Linked DNA regions of Mus musculus: region 1 is linked to region 2. Evidence: chromatin loops called from intact Hi-C (ENCODE). Cell type or tissue: heart. All regions are shown on one strand. Each heading gives the region's core, and the rest is flanking DNA. Links, peaks and the distances in the headings are about the cores only.

What was found. A loop is a pair of places that touch in the nucleus more often than their neighbours do. Peaks named below come from ENCODE experiments on the same cell type or tissue, not always from the same donor. Only the 100,000 strongest peaks of a DNase experiment are listed, where the experiment ranks them.
Region 1: it touches region 2 in a loop (2.9-fold over the local background); 5 of 42 quality-filtered maps call a loop at or near these places.

What each region holds. Positions count from the first base shown.
Region 1 is chr10:33,070,887-33,079,070 of GRCm38, forward strand. No RefSeq gene overlaps it. Among named protein-coding and RNA genes, the nearest start is that of Trdn, 8.5 kb to the right of the region's middle. In heart, for the core only: no CTCF peak of the experiment used is centred there; no DNase peak of the experiment used is centred there.
Region 2 is chr10:32,886,904-32,895,087 of GRCm38, forward strand. Nkain2 (Na+/K+ transporting ATPase interacting 2) reads right to left here and starts at 3,012. Exons shown (of 7, transcript NM_001013411.2): 1 at 2,740-3,012. The coding sequence starts at 2,793. In heart, for the core only: a CTCF peak has its summit at 4,090 (motif pointing left); DNase peaks (open chromatin) are centred at 2,858 and 3,538; H3K4me3 peaks cover 1,653 bases; H3K27ac peaks cover 1,060 bases; H3K27me3 peaks cover 693 bases.

The DNA of each region.
Region 1 (8,184 bases), core at 1,536-6,535, 180 kb after region 2:
GGGTACTGAATCTAGACCTTATTGTAGAGATGTACTAGTTTTAATGCCCTTAAGTCAGACATTAACCATGAAGATTTGAGATTTTTCTAGGAGACAACCCAGTGGGGGTCTGGGGATACATTCGAAGACAATGTAGCACACATTGGGTGATGGGGATGTTATTGAACTATTTGTACTGGTGTCCTGAAAAGAGTTCAGTAATGAGTTACAAGTATACAGCCAGGCTCAATAGCCAGGTCTTCATGTGAACATCTAGAGGCTATGGCAGAATCCCAGATTCAATAGAAAGCATTTCAACTTACATCTAGGAATCTCTGAATGGTTGCAAGAGGTTTATAAACTGCTTTCTGAGAAGGGAAGTCACCCAAGGGTCAAAGTCCTATCTTGTACGTCAGCTAGAAGGCTGATCATAAGGACCATTGTTATGAAATGCCAACCCCTTAGCCCCAAAAAAGGCTGTCCAGGACCTACCTGGGCATTTAGGGTTCTTCCCAACGACTGGAAGAAACACCTTACCACTTACAATATACCACTGTATGTTTGAGGGTTTTTGAAATTTGGATGCAGGAAACGTGGAACTCTATGGTTGGTGTGGGTCCATCCGAATGTGTAACCCAGGTGACAGTGGCTAGCTCTACGTGGTGGATCACACTGACATAGATCACACGGTAGCAGCCTGAGTCTTGCAGCGGCAGGTGTCAGTGATCTGCAGCTGCAGTTGAAATCCACAAGGTGCGGGTGGTGACGGCAGGCAGTGGTGGCAGTGGCAGCAGCAGCAGCAGTCCAAGTGACACAGTCACAGTTGATCTGTCATGGCCAGTTTCTGCAGCACTCCTGGGTAGCGATTCCCGGGTTTCAGCACCAAAGTTGTGTTAGAATTCTTAGAATCCCAACTAATGTCCCGACAGATCACACCAGGTGAATATAGCTCTATGTGGGGTTTATTGTCAGGGAAGAGGGCAAAGGTAGTGATGAAGACAAAAAGTAAACACAGAGAAAGAGGGATCTAGAAGGGTCTGCCTTATATTTGGGTTGTGACATAGCCACTCTCAGGTAAAGGTGGGAAGTGAGCCAAGTAAATTATGGGACTGTATGGCGGCTGCCATGACAACAGATGTTCTGTCCCTGCCGTCTATGTGTAATGCCACTGGGTTCAGAAACAATCGTCCACATCAGTTCCTGATACCAACAGTGATAAAATATCATGACTAAGGCTTCTAGCTCCAGAAGATTATAGTCCGAGAAGGCTGAGCAGAGACATGAGGGCTTATATCTTATGCTGCAGATACCAAACAGAGATAGTGAACCAAAAATGGCTTGAGTCTATATACTCTCAAAGCCTACTTCCATAGACTAAGTTTCTTCCAAAGCTCCAAACAATTCATTCTACATGGGACCAAATACCAAATGTCTGAGACTGGACACATCTCATTCAAACTGCTACAATCTTTGTATCTTTCTTCAGTTTCTTTTTGTGGTTATTATGATCACTTTTGGTCAAGTCCTATTGAATTAAAGTTCATTTTTTTTTCCTCCTGAGATATTTGAACTACTTGGATGATTTGTCTTCAACCACCTCTTATATTATCAAGTTGTACACATAAAGATCCAACTCAATTATTTCCTTTAGTTTATTTTCTGTTCTTTTAAAACCACATTTCTGCTCTCAATGCCCACATTTACACTATGTTCCTTGGTTTGTGGTGTGACTCTTGGTTTTATTTTTCATTATTTTAATAGAATGAGCTGTTTGCAGTTAAAGCTCTTGTCTTCCTTGTCTTGTTAGCACTGAAATCTAGCCTGGCTCACACCATACAAAGAAGGCTTTAAGATGTATAGATTCAAGCAATTTCTGGTTCACTATCTCTGTTTGGTATTTGCAGTATCTGATGTGAGCCTTTGTCTTCATACTCCTACCACCATTATCTCTCTTTTGTTCCTTGTGACTAATAGGTATATTCCCTTATTGATAGGTAGGCACACAAGGTTGGGGAATCTAGCTGGTGTTTAGCAACAATAAACCAGACAAAACAAAGCAACTGTTGATAAAGTCAAACATCAAAATGCAAAGAACAGGATGACATTGTAATTTTCTTTCAATATTAGGAACCAGAAATCTCTGTTCAATGTATCTAAAAGAAAAAAAATAAATTTGTATCTAAAATTAGTCACCAGATATTTTATTTTTCGTAAGAATGGTATTTATGCTTTTATAAAGAAATGAAAAGGCATAAATTACATTTGAGCAGCAACCAAAGATTCACAATGAAAGTCACATATAAAAGGCTGTAGAATCGAAAGCAGCTAGATGAATTTATGGTCTCCATGGGGCCTCTCAGTTCAGGACACTGAAGATCCCAACAGGGATAGCAGCAGAGGAGGAAAGATGCCAGGAACAGTAATCCCTCCCCCGCCTCTGCTAGCCCGATGGATGCTGGACTGACTAGGCAAGTTTGCAAGGGAATGTTTGACAATGTCAAATGTGTGTGAGGGAAGGAACCTGATATCAGAGACCAAACTCTTTATGAGTCAGAATCAAAGAGGGGAAAGTTTATAATTGCTCAGGAATGCCTTCCAAACTGAAGAGTGATCTGCATTACACAGCTTCTGAAATAACCTTATGGCAAATTAAGTATATGGGATGGCCTTTAACCTATGATTAAAGAAAGAAACTCAGAAAATGAAGGCAGAAAAAGTTTCCATAATACCAGTAGAACACAAACCAATTTAAAATGATGTGAACAGAAATGCTCAAGTTGAGAAATATTAAAGAACTAATCATTGCATTAATCTTTTTCCCTCTTGTGATTCTGAAGACAAGGAATATCAACTGGAAACCTCAAAGGAATTTCTAGTTCATGTGATAAGATTTTAAAATCAAATTAAGTCAGATACAATTTACGTTCTTGAGATCATTTCTAATGTTCCTAGTTTCTTTAAGGAGACTTAAAAGGCCAAATGTGTTCTTACCAAATATAGTTGGTGTCTGCCTGTTTTTCTTCCTGTCACCTCTTTCTGGTAAGACACTTCAATTTCTTCAACTGAGGCCAAGAGGGAAAAGTTCACTCTCTCTTCTCCTTTCCTTTCCTTTCCTTTCCTTTCCTTTCCTTTCCTTTCCTTTCCTTTCCTTTCCTTTCCTTTCCTTTCCTTTCCTTTCCTTTCCTTTCCTTTCCTTTCCTTTTTTCCTCCCCTCCCAACCCCCTGCTCTTGTTTGGTTCCTGCCCCTATCTGCCATGGTGTGTTATGGCATGGGAAAGATCAGTTACCAGCCAGGCACAGATTCAGGGTTATGAGTTGTCTCACTCCAACATTAACTCCATTTATGAACTTCTGGAGCACATAATGGTGCCTGACCGGCAGATTCAAAGCTATAGGATCTCATGACACAGGCCAACAACATTATGTCCAAGAGTAGTTCCTGTGAGGATCCAGTATTAACAGTGAAGCAGAAGTAAAACTCTTTGTGTAAAAGGGTATATATTGTGGGACACAGTGCAGCTTTCACAATAGATGCTTTGTTTCTGTTTTATTTTTATTTTTTTTTGTTGGGGGGGGGGGTAGAGGTTGCAAGGGCAGATAAAGGGATGGGGGATGAGTATGTTTGAGATACACGATGTGAAATTCACAAAGTATAAGTAAAAAGTTAAAAAAAAATTGTTTGGTTTAATGCAGGCAAAAAATACTTGTAAACTGAATCCAAGAAACCCTCAAAAAGAACATCCACCATGATCAAATAGGCTTCCTACCAGAGATAGTTCAATATACAAAAATCAGTGAATATAATTTACCATATTAAAAAAAAAACTGAAGGAACCCCCCCTCAAAAAAACCCCATGTGATCATTTAATTATATACAGAAAGGGCCTATGACGAAATCAACATCTGATTATTATCAAAGTCCTGAAGAAATTAGGGATACAAGGAACACTCGAAAACATAATAAAGACAATTTACAGCAAGCCTATAGACAACATCAATTTAAATGGAGATAATCTTAAAGCAATTCCACTAAAATCACACACAACACAAACTTGTCTACTATCTCCATACCTATGCAATATCCTACTTGAAGTTTTAGCTAGAGCAGTATGACAACTGAAGGAAATCAAGGAGGTACAAATTGGATAGAAAGAAGTCAAAGCATGTTTGTTTACAGATACTCTATGTTAGGTCCCAAACTTGACACAAAAGACTGAGTTGCTTATTTCACATATCAAAGCAGATCTGGCTGCCAACATCCCTTAATCCCTGCCTTTTACATTGTCATTTGACTGCCATACCCCACCCTTACCCTAAAATTCTTCAGCAGAGATACTGGAGAGACTGGGCTCTCCTTGCCCACCAACCAGTTGCCCTTCCGTATACAACCATTGTGGTACCTGGTCATTTTGTATACTCTGTATCTCATTTCTACCAGTCTTTCTCTTTTCTCCCCCACTCTTCACATGGTCTGGCTTAGTCTGGTCATGTTCATTTTGTACTCTCCCAGATTCCCTTGCCTCTGACTCTGTTCTTCCTTTTTTTCATAATAAATTTTCTCCTCTACTATACCTAGGAACAATTATGTTTTTTTTTTATTTCTTTATTCATTTTGTACACAAACGTGGTCCTACATTTCTATCAGGAAACTCCTACAGCTGATAAATACTTGCAGAGAAGTGGCTGCATACAAGGTTATTAACTCAAAGAAAATGGTAGCCCACCTAAATACAAATGACAAATGGATTGAGAAAGAAATCAAGGAAATAACACCCCTTACAATATCTACAAAGATATAAAATATCTTGGGACTAACTCTACCCAAGTAGGTGAAAGACCTGTATGACAAGAACTTTAAGTCTCTGAAGAAAGAAATTAAAAAACAAACAAACAAACAAACAAACAAACTTCAGAATATGGAAAGATCTCCCATGTGCATAATTCTCTGAGGTTAATATAATGAAAATGGCTGTCCTACCAAAAGAACTTAACAGGTTCAATGCAATCCCCATCAAATTCCCCACACAATTGTTTACAGACTTTGGCAAGATAATTTTCAATTTCATATGGATAAAAACAAACAAACAAACAAAAAAAAAACCCAGGATAACTGAATCCATCCTGAACAATAAAAATAATTGGGATGTATCACCATCCATGATTTCAAGTTCTATCACAGAGCTCATATGATAAAAACTACATGGTATTGTCATAAAAGTGGACATATTGATCAATGGAATCAAAGACCCAGATAAAAACCACACACCTTTTGGATCTTAACTAATGATAAAGAAGCCAGATATACACACTGAATAAAGAAAGTATCTTCCAAAAATGGTGCTGCTCTAACTGGATGTCTGCATGTAGAGGAATGCAAATAGAACCATATCTATCTCCCTATACAAACCAAGTGAATCAAAGATCTCAAGAAAACCAAATACACTGAACTTGAATGACATGGAGAATAGCCTGAAATACACTGGCACAGGAGAAAACTTCCTGAGCAGAACACTAATAATGCCTGCCCTATGATAATAATAATAAAAAAATAATGAATAGGACTTCATGAAAATGCAAAGTTCACACTGTCAATTGAAAAAAGTAGCAGCCTACATAATAAGGGAAAGATTTTTACCAACTCCACATCTAACAGAGGATTAATATCCAATTTTTTTTTAAAAATCTCAACTCAAATAGTCCAATTAAATTGTGATATAGATGAAAACAGAAAATTCTCAACTGAGGAATTTCAAATGTCTGTGAAACACTTAAATACATGTTCATCAGGAAAATGCAAATCAAAACTACTCTGAGATTCCATCTTAACAACTGTCAAAATGGTCAAGATCAATAATACAAATAACAGCTCATGGTGAGGAGGATGTGTAGCAATTGAAACACTCCTTCATTGCTGATGGGAGTGCAAACTCATATAGCCACTATCGAAATCAATACAGTGATGCTTCAGAAAATTGGGAACCAACCTTAATGCTAGACTTGGTTATCCTTCCTTAGGCAAATATCAAAAGGATACTCTATCCTACCATAAAATCACTTGCTTAACGATGTTTACTATAGTATTATTCATAATACCCAGAAAATGGAAACAAACTATATGTCCCCCAAGAAAAGAATGGATTTAAAATATATGGTACATTTACATAAAGGAGCATTAGTCAGTGCCAAGTCCTACATGACTGCAGAAGGGATGGCATGACATAGTTCCTGACAATGGAGCAGAACCAGCAAAACTGATGGTTGCTAGGCATAATGCTTGTTGGTATATACATACATACATATATATATATATATATATATATAATTTCATGTCTCTCCTTCAGGAAATAATCTCTCTGCCAAATTTATCTGGGAATGTTCTCCCTGCCAAGCTTAATGATTTCATGATAATTTGAAACAACACAAGTCCAGGACAGGAGAGTGTGTCTGGTGTTCTTTAGCAAAGCGGTGAACATTGAAACCTTCAGGGCAGCCCATAAGACTGTGGGTAAAGAACTATAAAAGCCCGAGTTCAAGAAAATATCAGCAGGATTTCTCAACTATGCAAAACATAAGGAGGCAATATGAATTGTATGAGGGGCTTCATGAACCTGAAAGAACAGAGACAGCTGCACTAATGAGTTGATAAAAGGAAAGGAATAGTTTTAAAAAAACAAAACAAAAAACCAAAGCTCATGGTTCAAATAATAAAGGGGTACTAGGAAATGAGGAAGTAGTGATCTCAGGACAGGATACCACCCAGCTAAACTTATTGTTTGGGTTTACAAAGGCAGGCAGATTTCTGAGTTCAAGGTCAGACTGAGACAGAGTTTAGGTCTAGGCATGGTGGTAGTAGTGGTCTCAGATTAGAATTCCACTCAGCAAAGCTTATTGTTTGTGATTACAAAGTCAGGCAGGTCTCAGAGTTCATTTGCTATGTTAAAAAAAAAAAAAAAAGTTCTTGTCTTTTTTTAAGAATCAAGTGACTAAGGCAATAAAATGCTGATTCATGGAATGACCAAAAGGGAACCTGGGGTACATGGCTAAATTGATATGAAAATAAGGGACTAGAATTTGGTTTACTAGAGCTAAGCTGTCTAGATGAGCTATCTAGAGAGGTGTCTCAAGCAGAATCCTTCCACTGCTCCCAAACACCTCTTACTCCAAGTAGAGGTTGAACCAGGTTCAGGCGCTAACTGCCAAGGACCTTGCAGGACTTGGCAACTCAGCTGTTGGGAAAAAGAAAGAAAGGAAGAAAGAAAGAAAGAAAGAAAGAAAGAAAGAAAGAAAGAAAGAAAGAAAGAAAGAAAGAAAGAAAGAAAGAAAGAGAAAGAAGTCCCGAAATTTGAAGACAAATGGATACTAGGAAAAAAAATATATACTATGTATTCACTTATAAGTGGATGTTAGCCATTAAGTAATGATAATCAAGCACAATTTTTAGACTCAGGCAGGTTAGGTAAAAAGAAAGTCTTTAGCAGGTAAGAAACCATGGATTTCTCCAGAGAAAGGGAAATAAAATAGATATTACTGGTAGACTGGGAGCTGGTAGAGATGGAAGCAGGAGGGATCAGGCATAGTGAGATGGGATGGAGGGGAAAATGATGAAAAAGACAGCAGCAATTGGGGGACAGTGTGGAGACCTAATGTAATGAAAGTTCCTGGAGTCTATGAGGGTCACCCTAGGGAGAACTCCTAGTAATAAGAATATAGAATCTGAACTTGCTGTCTCTTAAAGCCAGGCAAGTTTCCCTGTGCTGGTACTGGGTTACATTCAATTGAGTTATTGTCTGAGTTAATCCTGTGGAATCCCCCAAAGAACCCAGGCTCCTGGTAGGACATACCATGGTTCTCCAATAACAACATGCATACAGTGTGTAAAGGTTGAACTTTAAACCCTAAGCTCCAGTGTTTTTGGTTTGAGAAAGGCATTCTGCAAGCTACGTAAAGAGAAATGTGGATACCAACAAAAGCTTTAACCTAAAATCTGTCTTGTAGACATAGATACAGAACTTGTAGGAGTAGCCTACCAATGTCTGATTTAACTTGAAGCCTACTCCATGAGAGGGAGCCCATACCTAACACTGACTGAATGACCAGGGACTGGAGACTAGATAGACATGGGGTAAAACCAAATACTACTGGTATTAAAAAAAAATTAATGAAGTGATTCTAATGATATTCTGCTATATTCATAGATAAGTGCCT
Region 2 (8,184 bases), core at 2,087-7,086:
AATTAACAGCAAGGATATACACTCCTGGCTAGAAAAATGCCTCTGGAGCTTATGAACCTGTTCTTCACATGTCAAATGTCCAAAATACCACATCTGCTTTGAAAATAATGAGACAAATGAGGTCTCTGTTTCTACAGTACTTAACAATACTACATCCTTTTCTAAGATTAGCTATAAATTGATGTAATTTTTCAACTGAAACACAACACTCAATTTATAAGATTACAGATTAATGCTTTTAGAAACTTAAGTTATTTAATAAAAAGAGAATTTAATCTTAGGTATCTTTGGCTTCCAGTAGTTTTAACAAATCTCAGGTTGTGTTTATGAAAGTAAAGCAGGCATAAAAGTCTCAACACACTGAACATTTCAGAAGTCAACAAAACTGGAATCTCTCTGCCAGCCAATGATACAACAAGTCAAAACTTAGGCTGGGAATATGGTTTTTATGTAAAATAAAATTTTCCCAGACTAACCCAAAGATGTGCCAAAATTTTGTATCTATAAACATAGAGTGAAACATGTACTTCCACTCATAGGTGTTCCACAACACTTTGCAAAGAGTTACTTTATGTCAGATTGCATAAATATCTCTACAACACAGCAATGAACAAGAATCTCTTATGCCCTACAGGCTTTTACTATTTCACTCCATTAGAACAATTAATTGTCTTTCTCCTTTGTTTTTGTTCTATCTCTGCATTAACATGGCTGCTAATTATATTAGTCTGGTGGCACAAGAAGAGGGAAAGGAAAAAGACCAGGATTTTCTCATGAAGCATAGAATACTTCTCAGGACCCCTAGCTGTGCGCTTGCTTAGGCTGAACATGCCTGTCTTACAGCCAACTCTATTTTGTTGGAGAACATAGTCATTATTAAGGTTTCTTTTCCATTAAGTATTCTAGCTCCTCTACAAGAAATAGTTGCATATATGCACACACACGAGAGAGAGAGAGAGAGAGAGAGAGAGAGAGAGAGAGAGAGAGAGAGAGAGCAACAGAAGAAATCTACAGCTGTATCATGTTTGTATATTTAGCTTCCTCACTGGTATATTTATATTTTCCAATTATTTTAAGAATTTATATTCATCATACAAAATGTCATCTGATCCCAATACATACAGTTGCCCTACATACAATTGCCCTACCACATTAATAAAGCTCCTCTCACGTTAAACAATTTAGAGTTAACTTCCATGTTTCTAAACTGAGAGGAATATAAGAATGTTCTACCCACCAACCTATTCTTAGTTTTACACTTTACAACTGTGATACTGCAAATATAGACTATTCTGAAACCTATACAACACACACACATGTTTGGGAAATGCAATGCAACTTGGAATATTTGGGTTACATTGGTAGTTTTACAAAGTAAACTCTGGTTAGCTCTATTGTTAATGGCAATAGTTCTTTGCTGCAATACTTATATGAATCTGGGGTAGAGATATAGAAGCTGGTTTACATAGCATTGAGAATACATAAAGCTCCTAAAATTAGATCTCTTCTTTTCCCTTACAACCAAGTCCATAATACACAATTCACAGATTAAGGAATACACCATCCAGGACTTTCCTGGGTGGCGGTGGGATACCAGAGCTGAGATGCCTCAAACACTTTAAGTAAGTTTTTTTAAAGGAAAAAAGAAAGAGAAAAGAAAGAAATAAAAGAAGAACCCTCTGCAGGTCTTTGCAAGTGATAAACAGTGAAGAAAACTTAAGAAATTCTTTTGTCAGTTTTAATAGCAAATTCTTGTTCATTTAAACACCCTGCGATGACTGGATTTTCAATAATTGTCTTCCATTCTACAGCCCCCAACCCTTTATAAAACAAATAAGGGGAACTGTTTAGACTAATTTATACTTTCTATGGAAAGCTACTTGGTGTTGCAGAAGTGCCCCCTATTTCAAATTAACCATTTGCCACTGACATAAATTTTCACCCTATCTTCCCCTAAGCCCCTCCTCCTATTGCCTTTAGGAATTGAAATCGAGACATTATTTGCATTCTTGGCTTTTTAAAAGCAGCAATAGGATATTCTTCCAAACTTACATACAATCCCCCATCCTGTGAGATCAAACAATAGCATCAATTTCAGTGGCAATATTGTACATTATGGAAGACAAGATATTATTTCTTCTTGGAATTTTTGTAGCTCTTATGTTTTAAAGGTCCACTCTGGGGCAATGGTGTTGCAGAGTTTAAGTATCTCTCTCTGATCTACATACTTTTAGAACTCACTGTGGCTTTTTAGTTCAGAATGCTGCTAGAACACATCTGACCTAAACAAGGAGTTTTTAAGAAAATTATAAGACAATATATTCTAAGAAAATATCAAGCGACGATAAATAAATACTTCAAAACAAGTATATAAAAGCCTGAAAATCTGCTTTTCAACTTACACGCATATATAGTAAAATATATATGACAACCATCCTGTTCACATTAGCAAGAATGCCAAGCATAAAAGGAGAGCAACATCTCCACTCCCTTAAAGAAATTAAAGATAACAAGTTTAACCTGCACCTGCAAAACTGTCCTTAGAGGGACAGAAACGGGGAAAGGCAGAAAGGCTCACTTCTGCTGCACCCCTAAAATCATTTTAAATACAGGTAATATGTGGCATCTTTTATCTCTTCTTTTCCCTTCCGTCCTGCTCAATGGCAGATCTCTTACTACACTCCCTGCCCACTCTCTCAATGGTACATAAGAGAATAAGAGAACCCAAGCGTCACTTACCAGTTGCATGCCACAGATAAAGATAAGCGTGCACCTGCCACTGCAATAACCCATGGTTTCCGAGACCCCTGCCACAGCCAGGCTGTCCCACGTCGGCCACCGTCGAGGCCCCAGTTTATCCAATCAGATCGTGGGGAAGGACAGGAGAACCTGCCCAGGGCTCTAGGGCTCCCAGATGCCGCTGCCAATGTCCAGGGAAGTGACAGTGTCCTGCGCGGCGGCGGCTGCCCCAGCCGCGCCCGCCACACATACCTTTACTCGTTCACTGCACTCCCAGCGCCGCGGGCAGCGCCGCCCAAGGAGACGCGCCCGGGCCCCGCAGGGGCAGCAGCGGCAGGCAGACAGCGCCGCCGAGCCCTGGGGCATCTGGCCCGCCAAGTTGCGGCCCACGCCCGACGAGCGCTCGCCCGCCCCGCACTCCCTCCCCACGCACGGGTGCGCGGGCTCCCGGGGCGGCTGAGATGCGCGCCGGGCGCCTCTGTTCTGCGCTCCGCGTGCGGGGCCCAGGGGCGGGGCGGCTGCGGGGGCCGCGCGGACGCCCTGCGGCGCCCTTCCCCTTGCCTAGATGAGCGGATCCCCTCCCAATCAACAACTTCTCAGAGGTCGTGGCGGGCAGCAGCCCTGGCCGTTGCGGGCGTGGTGTCGCGGTGCCTGGGAGCTGCGGGGGCGTTGACTGCGGGAACAACGCGAGGGATCGGGTCGGAGGAGTCCCGGTGGCATGGCTGGCTGGCTTGCTTGCTTGCTTGCGTGCTTGCTTGCTTGCTTGCTTGGCGATGCCTTGCTTTGTTGGTATCGGTCTTGCTGAGGCAACCCTGCCAGAAGCATTACACGTGCAAGCTGTGGTGTGTGTGTGTGTGTGTGTGTGTGTGTGTGTGTGTGTGTGTGTGTGTGTGTGTGAAAGTACGGTTATGAAAAGGGATGGTGAGATATCAACTGGGGTGCCGCTAAGGCATTCTTCCCCACTGGAAAACCTGCATGCACTTACAGCAAAGAGCGGAGGGAGAGAAGTGGACACGGTGGCGGCCAACCAACAGTCCTGTGCTTGGCACGAGGCAAGGACAGCAAGGGACAGAGATTCCAGAGTTTCAAAGATTAGCCTGCTACAAGGACCGAACGGAATTGCCTCTTGAAGTTGCAAAATGTAGGGAGCCAGAGGAAATGTAGGAGTTTGGTTTTGGTGCTTCAGACTGCTTTCTTAACAATGGAAGGAGCCGATGAAATTTGAGCACTTATCTACCAGACCTCATGCACCATCCGGTTGGTTATGTGTCCTTGCTTGGTCATACTCCAGGTTTGACAGCAGCAGTTACCTGCGGACACGCACTCTGGAGCCTGTTGCTGCCACCTACGGGTAAAAAGCTGAAGGGAAAAACATGCTGGAGCAAGTGATGGTCATTTAGACCTTGGTGTTCAGAAGAGGGCATTTCATTTACAGTCCCAACAGCTACTGAAAGCATTCCTAATCTGGCTACAGAGAGAGGGTGTACTGTTGAGATCCACTGGATAGTAAAGCCATTGGAATAAAGTGCTGTGAGTGAAAAGAACTGTTCATGGAGCTAAAAAATACCATCGTTAGAGATGTAAAACCGGAAAAAAAGAAAAAAAGCTAACCAACAAGGTTCGTGAGACAAGTAGGACTTAAGCCTCCTTGAAAAACGACATTTGTGTATGGTAACTTTACCCACACTGAGGACCTAGTCTCCCTTCCATCAGCATCAGCTTGAGAATCATTTAGACTGTACCGTAAAACGTAATTCTATCTGTAGTCACTATTTCTTCCTCATTCTTAATCACTGAACTATGACCTTTCAACACATGGCATTCCTCTCTTTTTGTGGGCACACTGAATTGTTTCCTAAGCAGAGGAGGCTCTTGGCTAAGAAATAAAATGATTTCCTTGAAACCCATCTTTATCGGGCAACGGAGGAGAGGTGGGGGATGATGACCTCAGCCTTTTCAACGCACATATTGGAAATGCCAAAAACAGATTAGTCCATGCCATGGGGTCTCCACCAGCATTCAGTCCTGATTCTCTACAATAGTAACCATTTCATTTCATCTCATCTCTCTGCTCCAGTCCCCATGACTTCCTGGGACAACTTTCAAATAAAGCAATTGTGATGTAATCTTGTATCTGGTATCTGCCTTAAGGGAAACCCAATCAAATAAAATATTCCTCAAGGGCTTTTATGGTAGATATTTTACTGGTATAGTAGCAACGACAAATGTAATTGATGGTAATTCAGTATTGTATGCAACTAGTATCTACTTGATGAATCTACATCACATTGTCTCATTCATTACAGGAAACCTGGGAAGTGATACAATGCCAATTCCCAAGTAAAAGAAACTAAAATATTAGGCAGGAGAAGTATCTCTATAAAAGAGATGCATGTTCTCAGACAGAACAGTCAAGTTGGAATGCTCATCTTCTGTAAATAAAAATTGGTGTCCCAAATCACTGTGCAATACACCATCATTGATATTTTAATGAGTTTCTCAGCCATCTTCTAGTTTCACCCAGAAGTGATACTAAACATGTTTAGAGGGTGTTTAAGTATTTACTTCTTTGTGAAGTAAATTCCTATCACGTCCTTTATACACAACATAGCTAATGCCGGGCTTCTGCAAAGGTGCCCTAGTTACAGATGCAATCCCATTCCTTGAGGTGGCTGTACCTTTCTTGTTGCTTTTCCTTTTGTCCCTGGAACTAAACACCTTCCTGGAAGGAACATTAATCACAGCTGAGAGTCCTAGCTGTTCCATAGAAGTGTGTAGAGAAAAGAGATGTCTGAAATTGGAAAGTCGATTGCATTTTCACTTAGAAAGAAGGTCATAAAGTGTTTAGCTATGAGGTGCTAAGGGCTTTCCTTGACTTGTCTGATGACATAACTATTGTTAATTACCTTGATTCTGTGGGGGAAATGTCTACACATCTGCATACCTCCATCTGGACTCACCTTGACAAATGGCTTTAAAGTGCTTTTCAAGGTTTATTCACACCCACTTCATTTTCTTTCAGGACAACTCACTGTCTGTCCTGAGCACACAGCATCTAAGCCAGTTAGAGGTGACTCCATACTCAGCTATGACAAAATTCTCATGCCTGGGTGTGTATCTCCTCTGAGCAGTTTCACTACAAGTTTACACAGTCTTTATTGCATTTAACAAATAGACCAGTAACAATTATCCTTACAGTCACTAAAATAACATTTAACTGATTAGATAACTTGAACAAATGTGGATAAGGAGCATATTAAAATATTGATAGTAAATAAAATTAAAGTAATCATAAGTCTTTCTGCCTGTTTCCATACAATGTTTCTTTTACAAATATAGGACTATATTAGCAGAATATATTCTAATATGATGGGTCATCTTTGTTGTGATTGACTGTGGTCATTATTATTAGGCTTATGAACTCTGAACCCAGAGGGTTTGGATTGTTATAGCAAACTCTACCATTTATCAACCAATTTTAGACAAATGTGCCTTAGTTTTCTTAACTATACAATATGTCATAGCACTGTTGTGTTAGTATACACAAAGCTTTCAATATAATGCCTACCACTTAGCTACTATAACTTTTCCAGTTATCATGATTCTGCCTGTCATAGATCTTTAACATTGATCACAATGCTAAATCCAACATAAAATATGCTTAATTCATATTTTTGTCTCCCTACAGGTTTGTGGTAGACAAAATAGTTGTTCCCTAAATGTGCCCACATTGTAATTATTGAAACCTCGGAATTTCTAGTGAATATGCCACTAGTAACCACTGATTTTGCTGAACTGGTTAAATAAGATGAGTAGAGATGTTGGATTATCTTGTTGAACCTCGTACCACCTGGAGTTCTTGGAAGCAAAGAACTTTTTCTAAGTGCAGAGTGTTTTATAGGCTGTCAAATAAAGAGGCTATGACCATAGCACCTTGGGCATCCTCTAGAAGTGAAAAAGGTGAAGGCTCACTCCTCCATTATACACAGAAGTAATGCATTAATGCTTACAGCTTGATATAGAACTATGATGGATTTTTATATGCATGCATATATGTGTGTACAGTTATATAAAACTATTGAATCTATAACTTGTTATGAGTTCAGTTGAAAACCATTGGCATTTTATTCTGATATTTAACTTTTACAAATGTGAATATGTAGGTATGTTTTTATTTTTTTGCATTATGTTTCTTTCCTTATGATGTTCCTAGAAACTTACATATAGTCAAGGAAAAGTACTTTCACACTTCTTCTAAAGGGTCTTAGTAGTCTTACCTCTTGCCCCACCACCAATGAATAGTAACCCCTAAAAAACTTTTTGTTCTACTTCACATGTGTTCATAATGTACTGTGTTCTAAAAATGAATCACATTGAATCACTTTTTATAATAATTTCTCGGAAAAGTTCAACTCCTTTCCTTAATAAAATTATCTAGTGACAGATTCAATCATAAAGAACCACAGCAATAAAAGTCCATTTATCTATTCAACCAAACTGCGAGCCTTCAGGGAAAACTTTGAAAAGAGGTTAAGCCAAGATGAAAAGAGGCAGTTTTAGTTAAGATTAATGTCTGATCAGATAATAGTATTGAATTCAATTTGAGTTCTATGGCCTGCTAAATTAAATGACTTTAACTCATGACTTATATAAACATCTGCTTGTTGTCATGAATGCAGAATTAGGTATGCCTCCCTTTCATCTCCACAAACCTCAAATTTTTGAATGCTAGTAAAAATGCCACAAATGGAATGCTCTACACAGGATGCCATTTTCATGCCCAAAAGTATTTGAAAATAGCATATAAAGTTACCTTGGATTTTTTTTAAATGTACATGAAACAAATGACTTTTACATTTAGTACTGAGTACTCTCTCCAAAATATCACACTATGTATACACAAATTTTCCAAAATCTAAGAAAGAAAAAAGAAAAAAGAAAAAATAATCGGAAACATTTCTAGTCTCAAGCATTTTGGATGAAGGGTAATCCATCTGTACATTGATTTCAGTCCCTATTTAAGTGATCATGTTCATACATGAAGTTAGATATTCTTACTAGTCAGTCATATTTAACACAAATTATTGTAATCATACCATTGAATTATTTCACAGATTATGTACCTTAGTTGTAATACTAATAAATCATGCCAAAATAACATGTCATTTTAGTAAGAAAGCATTTTTCAGGAATTAGAAACCCCATTATTTAGTATTTTTTCTTTTAATTTGTGCTGCTGTGGATTTGTTTGTTGCAACATGAATAAGCAATAAATACATGTATAAATAAGGCAGTGTTCCAGGGTACTGGCATACAAGTACCTGATCCACACTATGGTTCTAAAGGATTACACTGTGTTCAGGGGGTTCAGCGAGAACAGTGGGTAAAGGTCGTTTTGTTGGGGAAACTCCGTACCTAGAGGAGATCCTATAACTAGTACCAGAG